Linked DNA regions of Homo sapiens: region 2 is linked to region 1. The links are chromatin contacts, found by Hi-C or POLR2A ChIA-PET in ENCODE. All regions are on one chromosome and are shown on one strand. Each heading gives the region's core, a stretch centred on a gene start or an enhancer-like site at or near the end of the contact. The rest is flanking DNA. Distances are from core to core; before and after follow the strand shown.

Region 1 (3,658 bases), core at 911-3,410:
ATTAAATAACACACTTTTTTTTTTTTTGAGATGGAGTCTCACTCTGTTGCCCAGGCTGGAGTGCAGTGGCACTATCTTGGCACTATCTGCAACCTCCGACTCCCGGGTTCAAGCAATTCCCCCGCCTCAGCCTGCCCAGTAGCTAAGATTACAGACACACGCCACTACGCCCAGCTAATTTTTGCATTTTGGGTAGAGACGGGGTTTCACCATGTTGGCCAGGCTGGTCTCGAACTCCTGACCTCAAGTGATCCACCCACCTCGGCCTCCCAAAGTGCTGGAATTACAGGTGTGAGCAACCACGCCCAGCCCTAACACACTTTCTTTATTGCCCTTGAATCAACCGCATTCCAAGGCCAACGTCATTTGGAAAGGTTGACCTAGATTTCCTTTTCCATCTCCACTGGGACCTCCCCTTTCACCCACCGGAACCCAGGAGGCTCTGATGCCTTGAACACACAGAAGGGCTCCTAATCTTTTGTACATCAAAGTCGCCCCAGCTTCTTTGCTGCCCAAGCTCACTGGTGTGGTTTCCTAATGTCCCCGACAGTTTGGGAGATCTCTGCCAAGGCTGGCCACCTGGTACCAGCCCAGGTGCCCCACCTGTCTCCCACCCCCAGGTCTCTGGTCACCTCCTGGATACTGTGAGTACTGGAGAACTTGCTGCTTGGGGACACCAGCACTCTCTCCCCTGAGGGCTGGGGCATATGCTCTCCAGACCCACCTTTCTCCTTCCCTCTCAGGACCCCTGGAGTGATCTCATCAACATCTGGCTTAACTCATCAGGGGATTTTCTGCAAGTGAGAAGGCTAATGCCTCTGGGGCCAGGCAGGCCTGGTGAATGTATGACAAAACTGCAGGGCATGGTAGGAGCGTGTACTGGTTTTCTAGGGCGCCGTAATGAAGTACACACAAACTGGGTGGCTTAGAACAATGGAACTGTGTCGACTCACAGGTCTGGAAGCCAGAAGCCTGAAATCGAGGTGTTAGCAGCACCATGCTCCCTCCAAAAGCACTGGGAAGGATCCATTCCAGGCCTCTCCCTGAGTTTCTGGGGGTTGCTGGCCGTTTTTGGCATTCCTTGGCTTGGAGACACGTCACCCAGTCTCTGCCTTCAGCATGTGGTATCTTCCCTGTGTGTGTCTGTGTTCCCATTTCCCCTTTTTCGAGGACAGAAGTCAGATCAGGGGCCCACCCTACTCCAGTATGACCTCATCTTAACTCATTACATCTGCAATGACCCTCTTTCCAAATAAGGTCACATTCTGAGATACTGGCAGTTAGAACTTCAACATGCATATTTGAAGAGGGTGCAATTTAGCCCCTAACAGGGCTGACGAGCCCTAGAGGGTGAGCAAGTCCACTCCAGTTTACTGTTGCCCTGCAGGGCTCTGGGAGCCTGTCCAGGGTTTCCTGGGACAAGGTACTTTCTGTGCCTAAACTGGGTGAGTCCCAGGAAGCCAGCTTGGTTAGTCACCTCAAATGGGGCCCTATCTTCTTATGTTTCAAGAGAAGTCAGAAACTCTGACTTCACGTGAAATCTCCCAGTTTTTGAATGGGCATCTAATTTGACAAATTTTAAAATCCTGGGCCCCATCTGAGGGTGTCTAGCCTGCGAGTGGCCAGTGGTCACCCATTGCCTAGCATGGCAGGGCAAATTGTAAGACTCCAAAAACTGCAAATAACAGCAACTGTGGCCATGAGCTCAGGCTGGGCAACTTGTTCTGGGGCCCTGCATCAGCCCCATCTCTTTGGAAGCCTTCCTGGGCCCCTACTACCCATGCTCAGCAATGCTTCTGGCTCCAGAAACTTCCAGCACTGTTTCAGATAGGGGGACTGGCATTTGCAAACTGTCTTGGAGTTGGTGACCCAGAAGGAGGGACCCCAGACTAGAGGAAGATGAGAAGGCAGAGAGTACCAGACAGTGCCATCTAGGGAGAAGAAACAAGTCATGAATATCTGATGTAGGGATGGGACGGACACTAAGTGGGAAAGGCCACCCTGCTGCCCAGCCCCCACCACCGCCAGCACCACCAGGCTGGCCATCTCTTTCCCACCTTCCCCACCACCATGCACGTGGTGCCATGCACCGCTGCTCCTCACCCACTCAGACCAGCTCCAGCACCTTTGGAGGTGAGATTAGCTTCTCACACAACTTCTAAGTCTTGATCATAGCACATGCTCTGCGGTTTTGCTGATGGTGACTAACGGAGGGAATTTCAGGCTAGATCAGAAAGGAAGGTGGAACAGGGTAAAGTGGGTGAGGATGAGGCTTTCTGGTTGCTCCTCCCCAGTGTCCAGGAAGTTGCCCATCCAAGCCTCTTTCCCCTGGTGGGGCTTGCCGTGCTGTGTCTCTGGTTTGCTGGCCTGGGCAGTGCCACACTGCCAGGCTTTGCAGATCTGGAAGGGGAAGGAACAAGCCAAAGAGGAAGTGGCATCAAGAAGAAGATGGGAAGGGCAGTCTCCCCCTTCCCTCTTGCCAGGCCTGCAGAATTGGGGAACCCGTATAAAAGACAACATCCCTGCTGGGAGCTGCACCCTCTGCCCGGCCCGGCCCCAGGTGCCCTGATCTGCCTGCCACGACCTGGGCAAAGCATGCTGTTCCTGCACATACTCGGGCTTTCTGAAACCTGAGAAGGCAAGGGGGGTGAGGGAGAGTCCCACACAGCCCAGGCCCAGCTGGTCAGGCTAATTTTAGGTTTTTCTCAGCCTGACTGAGGCCTACTAATCTCCACCATGCCAGAGAATGCACATGGAGCAGAGGCTGTCTTTACTCATGATGCCCCCTCATCCCTCCAAAAAGCTCCTTTTTCTGTCCAATTTCAATTTCTCTTTGACCTGCCCCAGGCCCACCCATCCCAGGAAATCTGCCCCGACCACCACCTCACAAAGAGAGCTCTCCCTTTCTCAGTGTGTGGGGTAACTGTGGTTGGAAACCACAGTACAGCCCTGTGTCCCCAGCCCTGGCACAGTGCTTAGCTCAAAATAAGCCCTTGGTAAGTGTGGGTGGAATGAATGAATGAGCGTTTTATTACACAGTGACAGCATGCTACATGCAGGTTAGGTCTAAAGTTAGCAAATAAGGTTAAAAGAGTTCAGAGTTTAAATTACCCTTGAAACTCCATCAGGAAGACAGCTTATTGGGATTGACATTAGATCTCCTCAAGAAGTCCAGTACAAATCCATTTCCTTTTGTTGAGGAGAGGGACCTGGACCGCTGGCCCAGCTCCCCAGCCCTTGGCCCAACACACGCACTTGCTCAGGAATTCCCGAGGTTTATGGGACATGCCTCCAAAAAAACATACATCTAGAACTCCTAGATGTAAGAGCCTTCCCATCGCCCATCAGCCTTCTCCAGGGACTCTGCCGCTGTTGTCATGACAGCCAGGACAGAGTCTAGTGGAGCCTCGGGAAGTCCGACAGGCTGAGAATGAAGTCAACCAGAGGCAGAGAGGGGCCCCCACACAGAGAGTGGAAATCAGAGGCCTTTGGTGAACAGCCAAAATGACCAAGTTTTGAAGAACTCCCTGAAGTATGCCAATAACAAGAAAAAGGGGAAACTCGTCAGCTCCAGGCATCAAATGAGACATGCCCCAGGCTAGAGCCTGAAAAGGCCAGCAGGGAAGGGGGGCTTTCTCCTCTTACCCCATTTTCCTCC
Region 2 (3,868 bases), core at 597-3,096, 730 kb after region 1:
GTCCACCCCTCAGCAGGAGGAGGAGACCCCACAGCACCGGGTGAGAGGTCAGTGCTGAAGCCAGGGAGGCAGCTCTCAGCAGGGCACCTGTGTGGAGCCAGGGAAGCCAGGGCCACACTTGCAGGGTGAAGTGGGGAACTCGGAAGGCTGGGCAGTGGAGCAAAATGCTTGGTGCCCTGCGGGAACCGGTGGCCAAGGCTACACTGGGATGAAGGGAGCCGTGGAGCTGCAGAATCTGCGGGTGGCCCTCAGTGGCAGGCAGCCAGGCCAACAGGGGCTTTGGGCTGCAGGTCAGCCCCTCCCCTGCTCTGGAACTTTTGGAGGGCCATTACAAAGGACATCAGCCCCAAGATACTCCTCTGAAATTCTGCCTGAAAGGCCCTTCACATTCCCTAATTGGCACTTACAACATTCCAGAACATTCTATGGTACCTTAAGTTTCTCCTCCCCCTCCAAAGGGCCCTTGAACCTTAAGGATAGGGCAGAAGGGGCTCCTCACCCTGGCCTCGAGGGCTTAAGATCCAGCTGAGGACTCCTAGCCTCCCTGTGTGCTGGGCAGGAAAGTAGCTCCATGTCACTGCTGTCCCTGGGAAAGGAAAAAAGGTTGAGGAAGGGCTCAGAGCCAGCCTTCAGACCAGGCAGGAAGGGTTCAGAGCCAGCCTTCAGGCCATGCAGGCCTCCTGGATGTGCTTACTAACTCTGGGCTCGCTGTTCTCTGAGCTGGCTGGGAGTTCCCCTCTGCACCCCCGTTTCCTCCCCTGTAAGGTGGGAATAATAGCGTATGTCTCTAGGATTAAGTGAGCCAGTCATGCATGGGCCGAGAACCAGGTTTGGCATATTGTAGCTGCTCAGTGGACGTTAGCTGTTATGATTGGACCACAACGTGCTTCCGTTTCAATTCTGTGGGCCTTTTGGAGGTCCTGCTGGATGCTAAGCACCGAAACCTCAACCCGGAACAAGACCAGAACAACCTGAGCAACAACAGGACCAGCGATGGCTCTCCCTGCTGGAGGATTCTGGAAGTCACCTGGCTGGACCAAGCCCTCTCCGTGTTCTCTGTCAGCCCACTCCCCAGAGCCGCTAGGCCTGATGTGCACAAGCAGACTAATAAAGGCTTGAGGACAAAAAGGGTTTTGAGTGATAAGTGAAAAAAGAAAGGAGATAGGGCTGGGCCAACAGGCCTTCCCTTGGTGGTGGGGAGCCCTCAGAGGTGGGAGGAACCCCAGAGGTGAAGAGAGGGACATGGTGGGGGCACAAAAAAAGCTTCCAGAGCCACAGGCCTGGGCGAGTCCTGACATGGAGCCCAGTCTCATACGGCCTCTTTCCCTAGTGGCTGGCTTTGCTCCTGGCCCTAGGTAGCCCAACAGCTGGGCAAGGGGTCCGTCTGGTCAGGGGAAAGGTGCAGGGGCAGAAGGTAGCAGAGGGAGAAAAGGACACCCTGTCTGCCTCTGGCCCCAAAGACAAGTCCGAATGGGGCCAGAGGGAAATGGCTGGGCCTTGGGGTGCCCCAGGGTCTTGGAGGGGACCGGGTGTTCAGGTTTCGCACAAGTACAGGAGGGACCGGCGACCGCCCTCCCCCCGCCCCGGGAGGCTCCGCCAGGGACAGGCGTCCCCGGGATTGGAGGTGACCCCCGTGGGTTCCGAAGCCCCGCCTCGGCCATGCACTGTCTACTAGGCGCGCTTGGGGAGCCTAGGGGCCGTCTCGGAGAAATGGGGTGGTCCCCGCCAGGCGGCGGCGGGGCGGGCCCTGGGCGCCGAAGGGGTTAAGGCACCTGGGCCACCGCCCCTGCCGGCCCCTCCTCCCGCGGCCGGGAAGAGGAAAGTCGCGGCGGGGGCGCGGCCCGGTCTCCGTCCCCACCCGCCCGCCGTCCCGCCGGCCCGAGCCGTGGCGCCCAGAGCTGCGAGCCGCTCGCCCCTCCGCCGCTCCGGCCCGGGCCGCCATGTCGCTGTGGTGAGTGGGGCTGGGGGCCGTCGGGGGCCTGGGCGGGGGCGTGGGCCCGGGGCTCCCCCTCCTCCGTGGCCACAGACGGGCGCCGGGACTCCCGGGATAGGAGATGCCCCCGCGCGCGCCGCGCCGGCCTCAGTTTCCCGGGGGCGGATGGGCGGGCGGGCGCGGCGGCGGCGGCGGGAGATGTTCGCGGTACGCGGCCCCGGACCCGTGGGGGACGTCGAGGGGTCTCGGGGCGCCGCGCTCAGCTCCCCGGCCCCGCGGCCCTGGACACCGCTCCAGGACCCTGGCGGCTGGGACCCCAGGTCTTGCCGGCAGCTGGGTCCCCTCTCCCTTCCAGACCCCTGAGGGCCCCCTGCGTCCGGGCCACTCTCCTCCTCTCGGGGCTTCCTTCCGCGGGACCTCGGACCGCCGCCCGCCCGGCCCCTCTCCGCCCCTCCCGGGCTTTCCCTACGAATGGAGCGGACCCGGCAGGTGGAGCGCCCGCAGCCCAGGGCCTCGCCGCCTTCCCGGTGCACCCCCCGACCTCCCCCGTCCCGGCCTCGGTGGGCGGCTTCCCTGGAACCCCTAGGGCTGGCAGGGCCGGATCCGGAGCCCTCCGTTTCCTCCCCGGAGAGCTGGACCTTGGGTCACACCCCCCAGCCTGCACCTAAGGTGCCCCTGTCTTCCTCCAACCACATGCCCCAGCAACCTGGGGACCCTATGGGGAAAATGTCGCTCTATGGGGCTCAGCCTGCATTCACCCTGGGGCCTGGACCTGCAACCGGACCAGCCCTCAGGGCAACCCAGGCGTCTCCACGGGCTGCCTGTCTCTCCTGGCACCCTGCTCCTCCCCCTTGGAGGTCAGCGCCATCTCTCTGCTAGGCTGGCCCTGGAAGGCCACTCTGCTGTCCCCAGAGCTCTCAGCCCCCAGGTCTCCACTGGGGAGGGTGGGGCAGGTGTCCTGGCAGCCCCCGGAGGGTGAGATGAAGAGAGGAGGTCCTTCAGGACAGGGGCTCAGGCCCCAGGGCTTGGGACGACCAGCACTCCTGGCAGAGAGCTCTAATTTCTGCTTCCGAAATGGGTGTGGACCGGGGTTGGGGTGGGGGGGTCTCTGGGCAAGAAGGGTCCCTCAAGGGCTGGAGCTGCAAATGTGCCCCCTCCCAGGGAGTAGAGCTGTAGCCTCATGTCTTCTAATGGGGTGTTATGAGCTGGGGATGTTAAGGTAGGGGTGAGGGGCAGTGCCATGCTAGAGGTGCTCACTGCATCCTTGGGCCTCCATCAACCATGAGGGCTGCTCTTTGTTGGGTGAGACAGACTGGAGAAGGGGGAGGAGGGCCAGTCTTCCTCAGGTCCCAAGCTCGAGCCACTCTCCAATGTGCCCCACATGTGATGGAGCTCCCGGGCGGCACAGAGGATCAGAGGGTGCCCTCTCAATGACTCTGGCTCTGAGTCACCTAATGATACCGATACCTACTGCTGTGGGTAGGTACACCGCAGGGAAATGAAAGGCATTGGGGTTCCAGGCGTGGGGAACAGGGCAGAGGTTTCCACCTGAGGCCCTCCTGTTAAGGTGACAGCATTCCCCTAACTGTGCACCCGCTGCCTGGTACTTTATATAGCACTCCAATCCTGTGTTTTAGCCCCATTTGGGGGAAGAAGAAATCGTGGCTCAGAGTGGTTGTAAACCACTCATTCAGCTTGTAAGCGTCAGGGCCTGATTCCACAGTGCTCCTTGAGGAGAGGGCAGGGTGGGAGAAAGAAAGGGCAGGGTGGGAGAGGAAGCGGGACCCTACCCTGACAGCTTAGGGACTCCGGGACTGAGCCTGTGCCCAGGTCCACTTGCCCGTCTGGGACCACCCAGCCTCCCAAGGGGGGCGCCAGGAGAGCCCTGGGCTCATCTTTTCTCTCTCCTCTGTACTGTCCGCTCTCCCCCACAGG

The links. Hi-C counts contacts between places; a loop is a spot of excess contacts on that map. ChIA-PET counts read pairs that join two places held with the same protein, here RNA polymerase II (POLR2A). Pooled maps may share reads with other maps.
Region 2: a pooled map shows a loop between it and region 1 (4-fold over the local background). The contact joins the promoter of B3GNT7 here to the enhancer-like site in region 1. A Hi-C loop is called at or near these places in 2 of 37 single-sample maps with no recorded cell type and 2 of 50 pooled maps. POLR2A ChIA-PET finds 5 or more read pairs at or near these places in 1 of 52 experiments (GM10248).

Annotation. Positions count from the first base shown.
Region 1 is chr2:230,666,216-230,669,873 of GRCh38, forward strand. No RefSeq gene overlaps it. Among named protein-coding and RNA genes, the nearest start is that of LINC01907, 32 kb to the right of the region's middle. RefSeq lists enhancers at 203-1,068, 1,019-1,313, 1,283-1,762, 1,803-1,852, 1,873-1,952 and 2 more. Within about 2 kb of position 2,161, at least 14 of the 41 ENCODE cell types and tissues checked have a DNase peak (open chromatin) inside an H3K27ac peak, as active enhancers do.
Region 2 is chr2:231,393,864-231,397,731 of GRCh38, forward strand. B3GNT7 (UDP-GlcNAc:betaGal beta-1,3-N-acetylglucosaminyltransferase 7) reads left to right here and starts at 1,847. Exons shown (of 2, transcript NM_145236.3): 1 at 1,847-1,951; 2 at 3,868. The coding sequence starts at 1,941. RefSeq lists enhancers at 1-51, 52-633, 929-978, 3,247-3,868, 3,389-3,458 and a silencer at 1,529-1,998.